2 separate regions of the Mus musculus genome follow, and region 2 is linked to region 1. The links are chromatin loops, found by intact Hi-C in ENCODE. Cell type or tissue: left cerebral cortex. All regions are shown on one strand. Each heading gives the region's core, and the rest is flanking DNA. Links, peaks and the distances in the headings are about the cores only. Region 1 holds the start of Abhd8 (abhydrolase domain containing 8). Region 2 holds the start of Ankle1 (ankyrin repeat and LEM domain containing 1).

What was found. A loop is a pair of places that touch in the nucleus more often than their neighbours do. Peaks named below come from ENCODE experiments on the same cell type or tissue, not always from the same donor. Only the 100,000 strongest peaks of a DNase experiment are listed, where the experiment ranks them.
Region 2: a loop joins it to region 1, with 3 times the contacts of the local background. A loop is called at or near these places in 2 of 42 quality-filtered maps.

What each region holds. Positions count from the first base shown.
Region 1 is chr8:71,453,073-71,463,684 of GRCm38, reverse strand. It overlaps Abhd8 (abhydrolase domain containing 8), which reads left to right and starts at 28. Exons shown (of 5, transcript NM_022419.3): 1 at 28-219; 2 at 1,713-2,439; 3 at 5,137-5,307; 4 at 5,431-5,647; 5 at 6,308-6,985. The coding sequence starts at 210. The coding sequence ends at 6,502. In left cerebral cortex, for the core only: no CTCF peak of the experiment used is centred there; a DNase peak (open chromatin) is centred at 2,138; H3K4me3 peaks cover 803 bases.
Region 2 is chr8:71,401,231-71,409,230 of GRCm38, reverse strand. Babam1 (BRISC and BRCA1 A complex member 1) reads right to left here. Exons shown (of 9, transcript NM_026636.2): 6 at 7,527-7,551; 7 at 6,356-6,485; 8 at 6,169-6,255; 9 at 4,459-5,036. The coding sequence ends at 4,833. It overlaps Ankle1 (ankyrin repeat and LEM domain containing 1), which reads right to left and starts at 3,219. Exons shown (of 9, transcript NM_172756.3): 1 at 3,134-3,219; 2 at 2,892-3,044; 3 at 2,447-2,552; 4 at 2,258-2,369; 5 at 1,482-2,018; 6 at 1,189-1,360; 7 at 407-566; 8 at 180-309; 9 at 1-4. The coding sequence starts at 3,195. It overlaps Gm39193 (a long non-coding RNA gene), which reads left to right and starts at 3,220. Exons shown (of 2, transcript XR_870504.2): 1 at 3,220-3,355; 2 at 3,512-3,883. In left cerebral cortex, for the core only: CTCF peaks have their summits at 2,388 (motif pointing right) and 3,201 (motif pointing left); DNase peaks (open chromatin) are centred at 2,392, 3,270 and 3,952; H3K4me3 peaks cover 1,047 bases; H3K27ac peaks cover 282 bases.

The DNA.
Region 1 (10,612 bases), core at 1,510-9,509:
ATCTGCTCCAGGCCCCGCCCACGCTGGGTGGGACTTACAGGGCCGGTTTGCTACGCGGCTGCGGGATGCCCCTGCGTTGACCGTCCGGGCCCGCGCCTGTCCGCGCTAATGCGGCCAACCCCGCACCACCATGTAAGCGGCACCTGCAGGTGGACGCTGGCTTCTCCGCCCGGGACCCCTGCGTCCTGCCTCGGGCCCCGGGCCCCTCGATGACCTCAGGTGAGCTGGCTCTGTTCCCCGAGAGAGGAGTCACCAGGCTGCCAGGCCTCCACTGAGGGGTGGGGGGTGTCGCTGCCGGGGGTGGATAACCGCCAAGCTCCGCATTCGTACTGCTAGGATGCTGCGGAACCCCGGTAGCCTTGACCCCACCGCGGGGGTGACGAACTCCAGGGAAAAGCGGGTCGGGCTGGGAAACAGGACTGGCGCTGCGCTTTAGAGAAGCCGCCACAGTCGGGGTTCCACAGCCTTAGAAATGAGGAGCAAGGCCTGCTTTCCCCTCAAGTGCATCCGGGGCTATCACGAGCGGGGTATTTAATGACCATCACTCCAGCGGCGCCCAGGCCGTGATGGAAAAACGAAGCTGGCCCCATCCCTATGCCTCAGACAATGGGGGTGTGCTGCTCCGGTATCCCCTGGAGTTATGTAACCGCCTGTGGTTGTCATGGACACCGGGGGGGGTGGCCAAGGGAACCGGATGGAGGCCCAGAGCCCCCAGTCAGGTTCTGCCTTTATCTTCCTGGCTGCCACTAGGGTTGTGTACCCTTTGAACACAGGATGCTGAGGGCAGCAACCTCCATCAGTTCTCGATACTGTGCAAGTCAGCTCTAGCTCTCTTCTGAACCTGGAGCCGGATACAACCCGAGTTCTAGTGGCCAACATCCTTCCCCCGCCTCATTCGTCACTAGTCAGATTAACACTAGAGGCCTGAGCTAAGAACTTTGACATTTTAGAATAAGAGCCAGGCTTTATGGGCTGTCATCTCACCACCCAGGAGCTTGGGCACAAGGTTGAGGCCAGCATGGACTACAGAATGAAACCCCGTGTAAAAGGTTGGCAGTGATCGGGGTTCACACTAGTCATTCTAGTACTGGCAGAGGTGGAGGCAGGAGGATTGCAAGGAGTTTGAGACCAGTGTACAGCCCAGGACGACAGAATGAGACCTTGTTTCAAAAACAAACCAATGGCATCATGTTGATGCACATCTGTCACCCCAACACTTGGGAAGGTAGAGGCAGGAGGACTGTGGGAGTTCGAGGTTCCCTTTGGTCTTAGGAACACCTGTATGCTCAACCTGCTACAACTCCGGAGGTGGAAGGCAGAGCAAGGTCAGTCTGGGCAGCATGAGGATTTCCAAGCCAGCCTGGGCTACATGAGTTTCTTTCTCAAAAGTAAGCATGCAAACCAGCTTGCATCCATGCTTGCATAAATCAGTGTGTGGATGAATTTGTACATAAAGATACGGATTTGTGAATAAATGATAAACTCCAGCTGGTGGGGCAAGGGTCTCCTTGCAATGGGCTCTTGCTTTAATGTTTTCTCCTTCTGGAAGCCCCCCTCCCCCATGCTCTCTTCAGTATTGTACTAAGGGACACCCTGAGAACTTGTCTGGCATTGGGGTGTCTGGGGAAACCTGGAAGGGGCTTCCAGGTCCTGCTTACCCGATGCAAGACCAGAGCCACCAACACTGAGCTAGCCACTGTTCCTCTCTCCAGAACACACCATGCTGACTGGGGTGACAGATGGCTTTTTCTGCTGCCTGCTGGGGACTCCCCCTAACGCCGTGCGGCCACTGGAGAGTGTCGAGTCCAGTGACGGCTACACATTCGTGGAGGTCAAGCCAGGCCGGGTGCTGCGGGTAAAGCATGCGGGGCCCGCGCCCATCCCCACGCCGCCACCACCACCTCCTGAAGATGATCCAGGGGTCAAGACGGGCCTTGTGCGCTGCCAGCGCCGTATCACAGTGTACCGCAACGGGAGGCTGGTGGTGGAGAACCTGGGCCGAGCGCCTCGTGCCGACCTGCAAGGCCGCAGTGGCTCCGGGGACCCGCCTGCTGCACTCGAGGTTGAGCTGGCTGAGCCCGCAGGAGGAGACACCCGGGCCAACCCAGGCAGCGGGCGACGGCGCCGCCCACGGCGTCCGAAGAGGACCATCCACATCGACTGTGAGCAGCGCATCACCAGCTGCAAGGGTGCGCAGGCTGATGTGGTGCTGTTCTTCATTCACGGAGTCGGTGGCTCACTCGCCATCTGGAAGGAGCAGCTAGACTTCTTTGTGCGACTCGGCTATGAGGTGGTGGCACCTGACCTGGCGGGCCATGGAGCCAGCTCTGCGCCGCAGGTGGCAGCTGCCTACACCTTTTACGCATTGGCAGAGGATATGAGGGCCATCTTCACACGCTATGCCAAGAAGCGCAATGTGCTCATCGGCCATTCTTACGGGTAAGATCCGAGTGGGATGCTCACAAACCATTCCCTTCCCCCTGGAGCTAGGTTGAGACAGGGCTTTGTGTACCCCAGGCTAGCCTCAAAAATCATTATGTAGCTGAGGCTGAACTTGAACACCTGGTCCTCCTGCATTTACATCCCAAAGACTAGAATAAAAGCCTTCTATGCTACCCCACGCAACAACTTCTTTACTTGGAAAATGAGATTGGGCTGGGCGTGTGGCTCAAAGCCCCACTGAGGGAGCTGGAGGCATAGTCAGGGTGAAACCTTGCCTAGAATCCTTTAGTGAAGGACAGGAGGCGTGGCTCAGTGTGGAGCCCTGCCTAGAATCCTTCAGTGAGGGGCTGGGAGTAGCTTGACACTAGAGCTCTGACCTAGTCATTAGTATCTGGTCACCTGTGGTAGCAAGTGTGTCATCACCATACTTAGGAGGCTGACATTGGAAGATAGCTCAAAATGTAAGGCGGGCCCCGGCTATGAAGTCGTTTCCAAACCAGGGCTACACTTATAGCAAAAACCTATGTTAAAAACAACAACAACTACAACAACTACAGCAACAACCAAAAAACAAACTACAGGGTATGGGCATGATACCCCAGAACTTCCAAGACCAAGGCAGGAGGATTGCTATGAATTTAAGACCAGTCAGAGCTATAGGATGAGACTTTGTCTCAAAAATCAATAAACAGCATTGAAAGCCAGGCATGGCAGCCCTCATCTACCGCCCCACCCTTGGGAGGCAGAGACAGAATCAGATGTAATGGTCACTCTCAGCTACACAGCTCCCAGACAAGTTTAACATACATGAGGACCCACATCCCTCAACACCGAAGCTGGGAAATCTCTCGGGGGTAGAGATGTGTACCTGGTATGCACAAGGCCTGGCTTCAATCCCTTGCATCTCAAAAAAAAAGTCAATAAACAGAATATTTTCTATCCTTAAACATTTAAAATTAATTTTGTTTTTGTTTTTACTTTTTTTTTTTTTCGGTTTTTCAAGACAGGGTTTCTCTGTGTAGCCCTGGCTGTCCTGGAACTCACTTTGTAGACCAGGCTGGCCTTGAACTCAGAAATCCGCCTGCCTCTGCCTCCCAAGTACTGGGATTATGTTTTGTTTTTCGAGACAGGGTTTCTCTGTGTAGCCCTGGCTGACCTGGAGCTCACTCTGTAGATCAGGCAGGTTGTTTTTACTTTTAAGACAGGTCTGTCTACATAGCCCTGGCTGTCCTGGAACTCACATGGTGACCTAGAACTCACAGCGATCCACCTGCCTCTGCTTCCTGAGTGATGGGATAAAAGGTGTGGGCTGCCATGCCCAGCCTAAAAAGTAAATTTTAAAAGCTGGTGATGGTAGGTCATGCCTGTAATTTCAGCACTTCAGAGAGTGAGGCAGGGGCATTCATTGCTATGCTCTCAAGCTTGTCCTGGGCTATATAACACAGCCTGTCTGAAAAAATGTTTATTTTTTACAAACATGTAATAATCAGCCAACCTATGGGTTACTGTGGGACAACATTACATACTCTGTGTGTGTGTATGTGTGTGTGTGTGGATGTATGTGTGTGTAATGTGTGTGTGTGGGGGGTGTGGTCTAATGGTCAGGCCCATTCCTCTTCCACCCCTTCTATTTGGAGCCTTCAAGCTATTAACCAGGTGATGTAGGTGAGCAGGGCAAGCCCCTGACCCTGGAATTTCAAGGTCAGCTTGGACAGCAGAGCACTGAGACTTGGTGTCTTAACAAAAACAAAAATAAAAGCCACATGGGGTTGGACATGCCTGTAAATCCAGTGCTCCGGGAACTGGGGCAGGAGGATTTCCATGAAGTCCATTCCAGCGAGGACTATACATTGAGTGAGTGAGACTGTTTTAGAAAGGGGGAGGGGGTAGGTAGTTCTCTGTGTAGTTACCTGGTACCCAGTGAGTACATCTTCTAAGGGATTGTAGCCATGAGTGCCTTCCGTGCCCACAAAGGCAGCCATGACGTCCTGTCTTCAGATGCTGGGCGGAAGCACTCCCAGTGGAGAACCCCTGAGGAGATTCCAGAGTCTAGCTGCCGCCATAAGGGTGGATAGCACTCCCTAGATACTGTTTAGAAAGGTATGGCCACCATAGGTGAGTCTCAGATGGGACAGTGCTGTCTGCAGGTTACCAAGCATCCACTCAAGGGAGCACATTCCCACACAGCAAAGTAACAAGACAGCCAAGGTCACCGTGTTAGTGGTCACAGCCATGCCAGAAGTCACACAGAAGCATACCTGGGAGGCAGGCACATCTCTGGAAGTTCTAGTCCAGCCTGATCTACACAGCAATTTCCAAGCTGGTCAAAGCTAAAGCGAGAGATCCTCTTTCTAACAAGAACTACCCCAAAACTTACAGGGTGTGTATGCTGTAACCCTAGCACTTGAGGGTGGATATGAGCTCTGGCTATGCAGAGGCTGTCATGGGCTTGCTAAGAGCTTGCCTCAAGACCAAAGGGCCGGGCATGCCCAGTGTGAACAAAGCCACGGGCTCCCTCCCTCCATCCTCAGCACTGCACACCTGCTCCTGGAGGGACACCCCTCGGTCAGCCAGCTGGGTTCCCCTCCATGAGTACACAGGAAATTGTTGTCTGAGGGCCTGCCTAGTGATCAGGGTGGGAGGAAAGCACTGTCTGTGTCCTGCTTACTCGGATTCTTCCATCCCTGCCCCCAGTGTCTCCTTCTGTACTTTCCTGGCCCACGAGTACCCAGATCTTGTACACAAAGTGATCATGATCAACGGTGGGGGCCCCACGGCACTGGAGCCCAGCCTATGCTCCATCTTCAACATGCCCACATGTGTCCTGCACTGCCTGTCACCTTGCCTGGCCTGGAGTTTCCTCAAGTAAGATCTCTGGCCCTGGGATCTGGGCATGGGGAGGGGTGACCTTGCATTACTGATCTGTAGGGGCTGGCTCTGGGGTGTGTCCCATAGTGGTCAGGCTCAAATGACATCTTCGCATCCCAGGGCCGGCTTTGCCCGCCAAGGGGCCAAAGAAAAGCAGCTGCTGAAGGAGGGCAATGCGTTCAATGTGTCCTCCTTCGTGCTGCGGGCCATGATGAGTGGCCAGTATTGGCCTGAAGGCGACGAGGTCTACCACGCGGAGCTGACGGTACCCGTGCTGCTAGTGCACGGCATGCACGACAAATTTGTGCCAGTGGAAGAGGACCAACGCATGGCTGAGGTAGGATCTGTGGCTCTAGAACACCACTCCCGATACACACTCCTTGTGCCTGTGCCTGGGCGTGACTTAGGGGTGTATGTGGTCCATCCTGCCAGCATGGGTTCTGAGTAGGCTTGGCCTGTGGGAAAGCTTGGTTTTCCAGAAAGGAGCCAGTGGGGGCAAGGCTGGGTGGGTGTGAACTTTCCCGGTGGGTGTGGCTTTCTGACAGCTCTGGGTGGGCGGGGTCTTTGAGTGGCAGGCTTTGACATGTAGCTTCCTTTGGGTAAGATATCTGAATGGCTGTGGCTTTGTGATTCTTAGGACTGTTCAGGAAAGGCAGGAGCATGCTCACCAAGGGCAAATCTTGAAGACATCTAGAATCATTCGTGGGCAGGGGAGGAGGGCAGAGAACTTCCCTAGCATCCACTCCTGAGGTTGACCAAGGAGGCTGCCCAGCACCCTACAACACAGCTGATGCTCCCAAGCAACGAGCCAACCCCAAGAGTCAGCAGAGCCGAGGTTGAGAAGTCCAACCCCGGGCATATTATAAGGCGCTTAATGGGTGTTGGCTGAGTTAAGAATACCTGGAGAGGGTCCAGAAGGGTGACAGGTCATCCCTGGCATCCTCTTGGGTGGGGCTGAAGGGTAAACAACAGGAGGAACTTCTCGGTGTGCCCGTAGATCCTGCTGCTGGCCTTTCTCAAGCTCATCGAGGAAGGCAGCCACATGGTGATGCTGGAGTGTCCTGAAACGGTCAACACGCTGTTACACGAGTTCCTGCTGTGGGAGCCAGAACCCGAGGCTGAGCCAAAGCTCGAGCCAAAGCCCAAGCCACAGCTGCTGCAGCCAGAGCCGGCTCCAGGGGAGGAGAAGTGACCAGCGGCGCAGGGACTCCTGGATCTTGAGTAGTAGAGGCTCTTAGACTGGGCGTGGGCTGGCTGGGCGGGGCCTCATGCCGATGGGCGGGGCCTGGGCATGCCCCAGAGCGAACCAGGCACAGTCAGTGTTGGAGACTCAGTGCCCAGGGCAGCTATGGTGCCCTTTCCACGCGCGACCGAAGGGTGTGACCTTGTACAGAGCCCCCTCCCTGCCTCCCCGAGTCCCTGAAGCTGCAGCGCGCGGGCTGCCATCCCACTCGGTCTTCCCCTCCGCTGTGCTCCATTCCGCACTGGGAAGCCCTAAGGAGAATCCTGGGGAAGGGCTCCTATCCTGTCCTGGGAGACCCTACCGCGCCATCCCCATTGCTTGGGACTGGGAGCTAGGCACCCAAGGAGGGAGGGGTCGGAGCCACAAATCCCCGCATATGGCAACTTGTAAGTCAATAAAATAATAATAATAAAAAAGACAATCCAAACTGGCCTCCAATTTGTGATTCTCCTGCCTCAGCATCTTGAGGGCTGAGATGATGGACAAGTAGCACTGTCTGGCACAATCTCTGTCTCTCCCCTTCTCCATGTTTGCTCTCCTGGTATGACCAGAACAAGGTGAGAGTGGAATGGTTCCCCACCCCTACTCCCAGACAGGGTTTCTCTATGTAGCCCTGGCTATCCTGGAACTCACTCTATAGACCAGGCTGACCCCCAACTCAGAGAGTCACCTGCCTCTGCCTTCTGAGTGCTGGGATAAAGGTGGGCACCACCACCGGCCCAGCCAGCCAGTGGAATGTTCTAGAGTAGCTTCTGCTGTCCCTGCTGGCTTTCCTCCACCCTAGACCTTATTCTCCATGACAGCACCATCTGTCACAAAGTTCACCCTTGACCTGAGAGAGGGATATCCTCAGTCATGAACACAAATGCACCACATACAACACACACACACACACACACACACACACACACACACACACACACACACACACACACACACACACTGCCAGCTAAATCTAGAATTGGACAAGCTGTCATGCACCAACCCCTCTGGCTACTCAGGTTTCTTGATCACTTTCTCAGCACACAGCCTTGGCTCTGCATGTCCTGAAGCTGCAGCTCTTTGTCCCCTCAGCAGGAGGACAAGCAGGGTGCGCTGCAGCCCATGTGCCCATTATCATGGTGACATCAGGCAGAGAGACCCTTGCCACAGAGCAGCCCCTTGTTTCGGATTTGGTCTAATGCTATTTATGTTAATTGGGACCCGAATATTGTAAGAGAATCCACATGTCCATACATAAGACACTGAGGGTCCTTGCCCCAAGTTGGTTTTTATTGGTAAATAAAGTTGCCAGCAGCAAATGGCTGGGTAGGGAGACAAAGGCAGTACTTTTAAGATTCTTGGGCAAGGGACAGGGGAGGGGCTGCCATGCCAGGAAAGTAGTAAAAACCAGACGTGAGAGGTACAGAAGAGCACAGAACCATTGTGTAAGAGTCGGGGGCATGGCCCAGAAGGGCTACAGGTCTGGGTCTGGGGTGCCCAGGATTTTAGTAAGTGGTGAGTCAGGAATATTGAAAGAGTGTGTTAGCCGCACGGAGGCTAAGAAGTAGCCCAGCCGTTGAGCTGTTAAAAAACATTAAAAAATATGGCTTTCCCTCTCCCTCTCCCTCTCCCTCTCCCTCTCCCTCTCCCTCTCCCTCTCCCTCTCCCTCTCCCTCTCCCTCTCCTTCTCCCTCTCCCTCTGTCTGTGTGTATTTCATTCGGGAACCTGGAACATTGGGGTGAATAGTGAGGAACACCCCAGCATCGCCGGGCGATTCGAGTAGAGATTAGTTGGCCAACTACAGCAGCCCCTTCTGTTTGATTCTGTATTTCTGAACAGAGCAGATCTGAGCTCACAGGAGACTCCACCCACAAAAGGATGTGGCCCACTAGAGACTGTCCCACATGCAGTTAAAACAATGAGGCAGGGCCGGGCAGTGGTGGTGCACACCTTTAATCCCAGCACTTGGGAGGCAGAGGCAGGCAGATTTCTGAGTTCTAGGCCAGCCTAGTCTACAGAGTGAGTTCAGGACAGCCAGGGCTACACAGAGAAACCCTATTTCAAAATACCAAAAACAAACAAACAAACAAAAAACAATGAGGCAGAGTGGCGGAAGCCCGAGGATACTGAGGCAGACTGGGAGGGAAGGCTGGGGCATGCAGGATCATGATCGCTTTGGGACAGAGGGCCTGATGAGGGAAATAAACACTGTCTCCGGAGCCGTCTGGACCCACACACCAAGCTGCAATAGTCCATGAGGACAGCATCCCTATTCCTGAACCACGCCCCCTGAACCACGCCCCTGCCTCATTCTGAAGATTTCTAGGCAGAGACTCCACCCCTGAGCCATAGCTCCTGCCCTCTTTTATTGTGGTTCAGGTTCTGTATAAGTTAAATTTCTCCTGACTGGAACTGAATGAAGCTCTTCCTGGTTCAGTGTCCTCTATGCTGGAATGGCAGATGTGTGCCATCACGCACAGACAACTAGAGGTTGTTTTCAAGACAGGGTTTCTCTGTGTAGATCAGCCTGACCTCAAACTCAAGAGATTTGCCTGCCTCTGCCACCTGAGTGCTGGAATTAAAGTGGGAAAGGTGGAGTGCCCCGCCCAAGAGATGAAATGGACGAGAGAGAAACACACACTCACATAGAGCGAGAGTGAGAAGAGCGAGAGAGCGAGAGCGAGAGAGCAAGAGAGAGTAGAGCGAGAAGAGCGAGCGAGAGAGAGAGAGCAAGAGAGCAAGAGTGAGTGAGCGAGAGAGAGAGAGAGAGAGAGAGAGAGAGACACTGAGTGAGAGTATGGCGGGGTAGGATATGCAGGCACGAGGTTGTGGGTGGGGATTGGGTGTGGACACTTAAGTTTGGAGGAGTAGGAGTGAAAGCCTGGGTGTCCACTTTAAAGTGTGTATTCGATGTGCATGCAGGGATGAGTTTGAGTATGGATACAGTTTGAGGCATGAGTGCAGATTTTCTAATGAGTCTGGTGGGGTAGGAACAAGATTTGCTACAGTTACATATTTGATGTGGGCACTGGTTTGGTCCAATGTGCAACAATATTTTTCTTTTTCTTTTTTCTTCCTTTCTTTTCTTTTTTTAAATTTAATGTACACAAGTAACACTCTTGCTGTCTTCAGACACACCAGAAGAGGGCATTGGATCCCATTACAGATGGTTGTGAGCCACCATGTGGTTGCTGGCAATTGAACGTCTGGAAAAACAGTGAGTACTCTTAACCTCTGAGCCATCTCTTCAGCAATATTTTTCTAGTTAAACATTTCCATTCTGGAAAAAGACGCTGGTGAAAGCTAAGGAAGTAAGCAACTCACAAATCTCAGAAAGGTCCCTGAGATTTACAGAATTCATGTGACCCCTTCCTCCCCAAAGTTACATATTTAGTAAAGACTCATCAGGCTGCCTGGGCAGGAGTTCAGCTTTTGGGAGCTGTCACTCATGCTGAAGTTGGATTTCCACAGTGCCTCCCATCATTTCTGCCATAGAAGTAACCCAATGCCATCCACACTCCTATGAATAACCCTTGTAAACTCGCTGGTTCTGAGTTTAACTTGGATGAACTCACAAAGTTGTTTTGTCCCTAGTTTCTTATCTGGGGTAAGATGATGTTTGTGCCTCCACAGGAAAAATCACAACTGGCATCTGAATAGGCACCAACAAAAAGGCAAGATGAATTCTGGAGGGGAGCTATGCAGAGACTGCAGGCGTTTGATACCTGCTCCTGGGGCAGAGAATGTGCAGGGGCACTTCACCCTGGTCATGCAGGCGGTGCCTTCCCTGCTATGGTGCTGGGTGTATGCATCTTGTGAAGATGACTGAGAGTGTAACATCCTCAGAAGGAACCCTGGTGGGCCGTGTGTGTGTGTGTGTGTGTGTGTGTGGTTGTTGGTGTAGTACCTTCTAGATGAGGTCTGTCATGTGAGCATGTGGACACCCTGAAAACCCACCATGGCCCTGAGAGTAGCACACATGGACTGAGGTTGTTGGTTGACTGCTCCAGCAGCCATGTGGCCACTGTCATGATTGCTGAGAGATGAGGTTTAAAAAAAAAAAGTCTGTACTCTCT
Region 2 (8,000 bases), core at 1-8,000, 53 kb after region 1:
AGACCTGGTCAAAAGAGGTGAGGTAACAGGAGTGACCTCCGCCCCACCCAATCCAACAGCACATTTGGTACTTGGTAACTGTACATGTGAATGAGTTCATGAGTGGACAGCGAGGGAGAGAGCAAAGGGATTCATAGCTCGGATACCTTTCATGTGACCTCTACAAGCCAGACCCCTACCTAGGGCATCCAACAGACAGGCTTCCCGAGTGTACGCTTCCATGGCCACCACATGCTGGAAGCAGTGCAGAGAGATGATGCCCCGGCCACTAGCCCAGATGTCTAAGATCCGGCGAACCTTGGGACAGACCTGGGGGATAGTAGAGGATCAGCTGGGATCCTAAGCTATCTTCCTCCCAGGCCTGAAGGGTGGCTGATGCACCCCAACCCTGTCTCTCATGCCCCACCTGTTTCCTTGGCTGGTCATGGTAGCCAAAGGCTTCCCAGAGGTGGGCATCTGGTCGGGCTCGGGTTCCCTTGCCCACATAGAAGATGGCTCTCACGAAACATTGCAGACACTCAGCCAGTGTGAGGGAAGAGGCTCGGGCCGGCAGGTCCTTCGTCAGCCTGGGGTACAGAGTAGCCCATGTGGGACCCACATGACAGAAGAGAACAGACTTCCACGAGCTGTCCTCTGACCTCTACATGAGCACCACAGTGTGTGAGCACATGCACACAGTCACATGCACAGAACATACAGTGTGAAAAGGAGGGGTGATGATGGCAGACAGGGAGAATGGCCACTGTACCCACTTCCAGGACACCATAAAATGGGTACTCACAGCTAGAACTGACCCCAGACACCAGGCTGGCCTCGAACTCAGAAATCTGCCTGCCTCTGCCTCCCAAGTGCTGGGATTAAAGGCATGCGCCACCACTGCCCGGCCCCAGACACCATTTCTAAAGGAGGTGGCAAACAGAGAAGACTAATCCCTTCCCTAGGTACACACAGTGAATCAAGAGCAAATTCCTACTGTTTGTTGGGGGTTTTTTGTTTTGTTGTTTTGAGTTTGATGTTACAACCCTGACCTGAGATCACAGTCTGATCTTATAAACCATGAGATGGAGGCAGAAACTATCAGCAAGGGGTAGCCCTTCCCCTACCCAACCAGAAAGGAACTTGCAGAGCGGAGTTTTGCTCTGCACAGTCATCCTCTAATTTCAGCCCCTGGCTTTTCTGTCACCATACCTGGGGTCGAGAAGTAGATACGTAAAACTAGACTTTGTAATGCCTTCCCGCCACTTCTTCAAGGGATCCAGCCGCTGAAAGCACTGAGCCAGGGCTTCCTCATCCACCTGGCAGTCAGGGATGGTGCCTGTCCTTAGTGCCTCCGCCAGTTCTTGGCTATGCCCTACATCAGCTGGGGAGGGGAAACGGATTCAGGGTGGAGGACAAAAGCTGGTGAGGGTGGTTTATCTAACAGCCAAGGCAGGATTCCTGGAGTGTAGCCAGACTCTGAATACCACCACCTAAGGACTCACCACGGCTAGCCTGGGCTTCCTGCAGCCGCCGTAGATAGTGTCCTCTGGTGAAAGGTGTGACGGGTCCAGGGCTATAGCCCAGCGCCCGCAGGGCCTGGAGGAGCTGCAGATCCGACATGGGGGGCACCGAACTGTGGGGGTGCAAAGCCCCCAGATCCCCATCACCAGGCAGTACGGGTTTGTCCGTGTCCCTTGCAGTCAATGTCAGGACCTGCGGCTGGCAGTTGGGTGCTCCCTTCCCAGCTGACACAGCCCCACGGGTTACCCACAAGCCAGCCACTAGCTCCAATGCCCCCCCAGGGCGCCCGGGCTGCAGAGAGTCCTCCACTGCAGTGACAAACGAAGCATCGCTGCTGTAGTCTGAGTTCTCGGTGGCCTCAGAGCTCTGGGGATGCACAGCCACCTCTACAGCCTCCACCTCCAGCTCAGCTCTATGCACGTGCAACTCCGAATCTTGAGAAACTCCAGAAGACTCTGCTAAGGCAGGTCCTTGGCATGTTTCAGTTTCAAAGCTACCCTGGGCTACATGAAACGTCTCTGCATATAGATGTATAAATGTATGGATAAATAAGTAATCAGATATAACACAGATATAAACAGGTATGATATAGACATGATAAATGATATAGGTGCGAGATGACTGACAGGTAGGTAATTGGCATGATAGTTATGTGACCGATAAGATAGACCATGGATAGTGATTGACACGATAGATGTACAAACAGAACTGGGCCGGGCAGTGTGGTAGCCCGGTACACCCCCTCAGTTCCTCTCACCTGTGGGTTCTCGGGTCTCATCAGGCTGGGTGGGCGTGTCCAGCTCCTGCAGCACTCGTGCGCAGTTGTGGTGTCGCTGCTGTAGTGCCCAGTCCAAGGGCCTGAGCCCATCCTGTGCAGTCACCGTCAGCAGGGGGCGTCCTTAACCCACCCTCCTGCCACCCATGTGTGCCTGCGCGGGGTACTGACCTGGTCCCGCAGTGTGGGGTCACCTCCTCGGCTCAGCAGCAACTCCAGAGCACCACAACAGCCCCACGCGGCAGCCACATGCACAGGCGTCAGCCCCTCCGCGGACCTGGGATCCCCAAAGACAGAGGAGAGGTGTGCGGCGTTGGTTCCTTTCCTAGGCAGTCTCGCATAGCCCAGGCTAGCCATGAACTCCTGCTCCTCCTGCCTCAGTTCCCCGTGCTGGGATGACCGGTGCCCACTACCATGTGAGACTCTAATTCACGGTCATCCTCTTGCCTCAGTCTCCCAGAGTGCCAGATGACAGTTATGGGACACCTTGTACCCGACCTTGGAAGCAGACATTTCCATCTTAGACCTGACTGACGCCTCGGACCCGGAGCCTGACGTCCAGTGCCGCTGTCCCAAGTCACGCCTACCGCACCCAGGGACCCGGGCCGCGCCTCACCGAGCATTGGGATCCGCTCCCCAGCGCAGCAGCATCCGAAGGCAATGCAGGGCGCGCGGGTGGCTCGCTCTGGCTGCCAGGTGCACCGCCGCAGCGCCATCGTCCAACACCAGGTTGGGGTCCGCTCCGAGGCGCAGCAGCTCCTCCACAGCCCTGCAGGAGGACGAGCACAGTAGACCTCAGACCTCCTGACCACCCGGGGAGCAGAAGGTCGGGTAGCACCCGGACCCGGCCGCCCTCACCGCGCCTCCTCCTCGCGTAGTGCTGCTAGCAGCCTCAGAGCCAAGCATGCAGTATCGGCCATGTCCCATAGGAGTCACCGCCCTCTGCAGTTCAAATTCGCGCGGCAACTGTCTACGCACGCGCAGCCACGCCCACCTCTGCTTCTGGCCCCGCCCCACGCCGATCGGGATTGACTAGCTGCACCCTACGTCCGGAGCAAGCCAGAGGGACTCCAGGGTTTGGTGCGTACATCTGGGATGCCAGGAGAATTACAGCAAATTCCAGGGGAGCTGGGGATAAAGAGCGGGGCCTCTCTTTGTCTTTAACAAAACAAACTCCTGGATACCCCTGACGGACCTCAAGGTATTCAAAAACTTACAGTCATTCTCCTGTCTCAGCCAACCGAGTGCTGGGATCAGACTCCCGAGGAACAGCATGGCACAGCTGAGTTGGCTGTAGCTCTGTGGAGTAGAGCTTTGAGAGGACCAGCGAGACGGCACAGCTGGTCAAGATGCTTGCTGCCAAGTCTAGTGACCTGGGTTCGATACCCAGAACCCACACATTGGAAAGAAGGAACAGGCGGACTTCGACACGTGTGCCTGGGCCGGGAGCCTGCACAAGCACACGCACGTGTGCACATACACATTAATTAATTAAAAAATATAAAGAGCTTCATTTTCCTTATTTGCAAATGGGAGTACAGGGCTCAACACTAAGTGCCCAATAAATGCAAAGGCCAGAAAATCAAGCTGACCTACTTTTTAAATTAACTAAAGTGTGTGGGTGTTTTGCTTGCATGACCAGAAATGGGGCATCGAATCCCCGGAAAGTGGACTTGTGAGACCCCGTGTGGGAGCTGAACCCGGGTGTTCCGCAAGAACAGCTTGTGCTCTAAATGGCTGAGTCATCATAGGCTCCTGGCCTATTTTTTATGCACCGTTTGATCCAGTGCTTCCCAATGCGGGCCCTGCTAACCTAGAACTGGCCTCCTCATGTCTCAGCCGCCTGTATCAAGGTGAGCCCAACTCCCACCCACTGCCATTTTGTTTTCTATAAATGGAGAAGGTGGACAGGTTGAACCTCTGGTCTGACCTGGGGCTGGGGGGTTCCTGGGTTTCCCTTCCTCTTCTAGGGCGCACACCCTATGTCCCCATCCTTGCCTAGGACATCAGGGTTCCAAACCCTAGGCAGTGATTGCTCATGGCGAGACCACATGGCTACACAAGTTCAATCAGATCAGGATACTGAGATTGGGGGTGACAGGTGTCATCAGAACCCACTTCCCACTTGGAGCTGGGACTTTTGTGTATCTAGGAGGTCCCAAATATGACAGCCATACCAGTTCCACTTTCAATAGATCTTCCCTGTTTCTGGAGGACTTTCTGGATAAAAGAACATCTGGAGTGGGTTCTGTAGGATGAAGAGGAGTTTGGAAAGCGCAGTGAACACCAGCCTGTGGGTTACTCGGATACAGCTGAGCCTGAAGCCATACACCACTGCTTTGTTTAGTGCCTGTTTTCTGTGACATTAATAACAGGTCTCAGTGAGCCCAAAGTGACACCAAGGGTGGGCTCAGGGACCTCAGATTTTTATTCCGGTGACAAAAATAGTCCCAGGAAGAATGAATTTACAGTGGACAGAGTGGGATTGAGCATGGGCCAATAATAGTGTGCCTGCGCTCTCCTCATAGGAGGGTGCGGAGATGTCACATGTCATAGTTCACACAGTGGCTTCCTCTTCTCCAGCCTCCTCGTCCTCCTCCAGCAGGCTGTAGCTCGCGTGGGTCTGGCAGGGTCTTTGCAGCGGGTGGGCCAGCAACTTGGCCATGCAATTGTGCAGCTCCAGGGCAGGACCAGCAAGTGCTACCTCATACTTGTAGCTGGCGCCCTTGGTGTCCAGGCTACCCATGAAGGCAAACATGTCCTGTGGAGGCAGTGCGGACTGGTTAGGGTGATCATCAGTGTGGGAGGCACTGCGGGCTGTTCAGGATGATCATTAGTCCTTACAGGCCCTCCCTGTCCCTGGAGGCCTTCCCAGAGGAAGTGACATCTAGAGTGGCCACAAACTATTGCAGTCAGCAACAGTTCCCAGCATTCTATAAGCGCAGTGTGTGGCTTGGAGGCAGCTCAGTGGACACAAAACTACCTCAGAAAGCTCAATGCAGCAGGGCACATTTAAGCCAGAGGCACTCCCAATGCAGGATGGAAGGATCCTGAAGCCAGAGACCAACCAGGGCAGCTGGGGTACAACCAGAGACCCTGCTTCAAGCCAGAGCCAGAAGGGAGGCCAAGGGCAGCTCCCCACAGGAGGACTCTTCTCTGGGTTGGTGTTTCTGTAACCCAGGCTAGCCTCTTGTGTATCAGTTTCCCCTGAGACTGAAACAGTCCATCCTGGAGGAAAGCCCCTGAAGCAGGAAGGTAAACAGCTCCAAACAGCTTCCCAAGTCCCTAAAACTGAGCAGATGCACTAGGCTCCTCCCTGTGCAAACACTGTGAGACCAAACCAGATGGGACACCCTCATATCACAATCCCAGCCTCCGCCTTTCAGGTGTTTCCCTCAAGGTGAAGGGCTAGAGTCAGTGTGTGCACCTGCCTGGGCTTAGTAGGTGTGGAGGTCAGAGTACAGTCTTTGGGAGTCAGTCCCCTCCTCCCATCATGCCAGTCCTGGTTTTAAACTCAGGTCCTCAGCTTGTCTGCAAGTGCCTTTATCTGACCCATGCCTCAGTCATGTAAACTCGACTTCACAGACTTTCGATCCCTCCTACTCAAGATCACACAGCAAGTTCATAGGTGAAGAGACAACTTGGGAGGGGTTGAGAGGGGAGGATACAGCTGGGGAATGTCAGGAATAGGGCGGAGTGCTAGGGATGGTGTGGCGGGGCTGAGCCTGCTCCCTGGGCTGCCAGAGCAGCGGCCTCCCAAGTCCCAATCACCAGCTCAAAGTGGAAATGTAGGGAATGGTTAATGACTGAAGGACTGGATCAATGGCAGGGAGAGGCAGGCCCAAGTCAGATGTCCCGAGATGTCCCCTCCATTCTCTGTGGTGACATCTCACCTTCCAGCTCATATCCTCTTCCTTCTCCTCAGTGCCATTGTGGATATAAACGATGTCGAAGAAGAAGTAGGGACACTGGAACATCTTCTGCAGTGAATGAGAGGTAGGTGGGTGAGTTCTCTCCACAGCCTCTGCAATCCTGACCCTTTGGTGTCTAACCACTGCCCTCCCTTCCCTCCAGGCTCACCTTCATGGGCTCAGTCAGGGAAAACTGGGGCTGGCAGGGTGGGCGGCTGTAGACCAGGATGGTGCGCACAACATAGGGGGGTGGGATGGTTTGCACATTCTCTGTGACTGGCAGCTCGGTCTTCTGCTGGCTACAGAATGGGGAGGGCTCGGTACCCAGCTGCAATCCACCCTGACCCAGACCCCCCCTCCCAGCAGCTAGAGCTGCGGACGTGAGGGTCTGTATGTGACTTAGTGCCCCCATCTCAGCCAAGTGCCTCAGGCCCAGATCCTAGGGGCGCTACATGTTAAATAGAAGCCAGGGCGGGGGAAATGGGGCTGCAGGAGCCTGCAGCCAAGCCTGGAGACCTGAGCTGTGAGGGCAGGAAGCAGGAGCAGGGGGTTCTCACAAATGACCCCTGACCTCCACACATGCATCATGACACACGCACAGGAAATGCACAATGAAAAGTATTCTCAAAAGAAAAAGAAATTCAAGGGGCAGGAGAGATGGCTCAGTGGTTAAGAGCACTTGGCTGCTCTTCTAGAGGTGAGTTCAAATCCCAGCAACCACATGGTGGCTCACAACCATCTGTAATGGGATCTGATGTCCTCTTCTGGTGTGTCTGAGACAGCGACAGTGTACTTACGTAAAATAAATAAATAAATAAATAAATCTCCTTTTTGTTTTGTTTTTTTTTTTCCCAAGATAGGGTTTCTCTGTGTAGCCCTGGCTGTCCTGGAACTCACTCTGTAGACCAGGCTGGCCTCGAACTCAGAAATTCACCACCTCTGCCTCTCAAGTGCTGGGATTAAAGGCATGCGCCACCACTGCCCAGCAATAAAACAAATCTTTAAAAAAACAAAAACAAGAGCTGGAGAGATGGCTTCAGTGGGTAAGAACATTGACTGTTCTTCTGAACATCCTGAGTTCAAATCCCAGCAACCACATGATGGCTCACAACCATTGGTAATAAGATCTGATGCCCTCTTCTGGAGTGTCTGAAGACAGCTACAGTGTACTTACATATAATGAATAAATAAATCTTTAAAAAAAAAAAAAAAAAACCAAATTCAAGCTTCCCTGCTAGACATGTTGAAGTCTTGCCCCCTGGGTGGCCTTAGGCAGCTGTCAGCACCTTGGTGGGGAAGGGACCCAGGGCCATGCCCACTGTGGGTGGATGGGCACTCACATGAGGCTGAAGAGGCCTTCCAAATCTGGGAGGATGTTAAGGACAAGGTGCTGGCTTGGAGGCAGGGGATTCCCTGACCTAGACCTGGGAAGATGGTGGGCACCTCTGAATACAGGCCTCTGAGTACAGGTGAGGTGTGACCTCACCCCAACCTGCACCTCTCTAAGCCTGCTTCCTTTCACACACCACAATGTGGGATGCTGGCCTTAGCCCCCTGGAGGCCCTCTGGGGTTCCACTGTCCTGCCACATCTCTGTTTTTTTTTTTTTTTTTTTTTTTTTTTTTTTTGGTTTTTCGAGACAGGGTTTCTCTGTATAGCCCTGGCTGTCCTGGACCTCATTTTGTAGACCAGGCTGGCCTGGAACTCAGAAATCCTCCTGCCTCTGCCTCCCGAGTGCTGGGATTAAAGGTGTGCGCCACCACGCCTGGCCCACATCTCTGCTTTCTTAACTCAGATGGTCAGGGTATGGAGGAG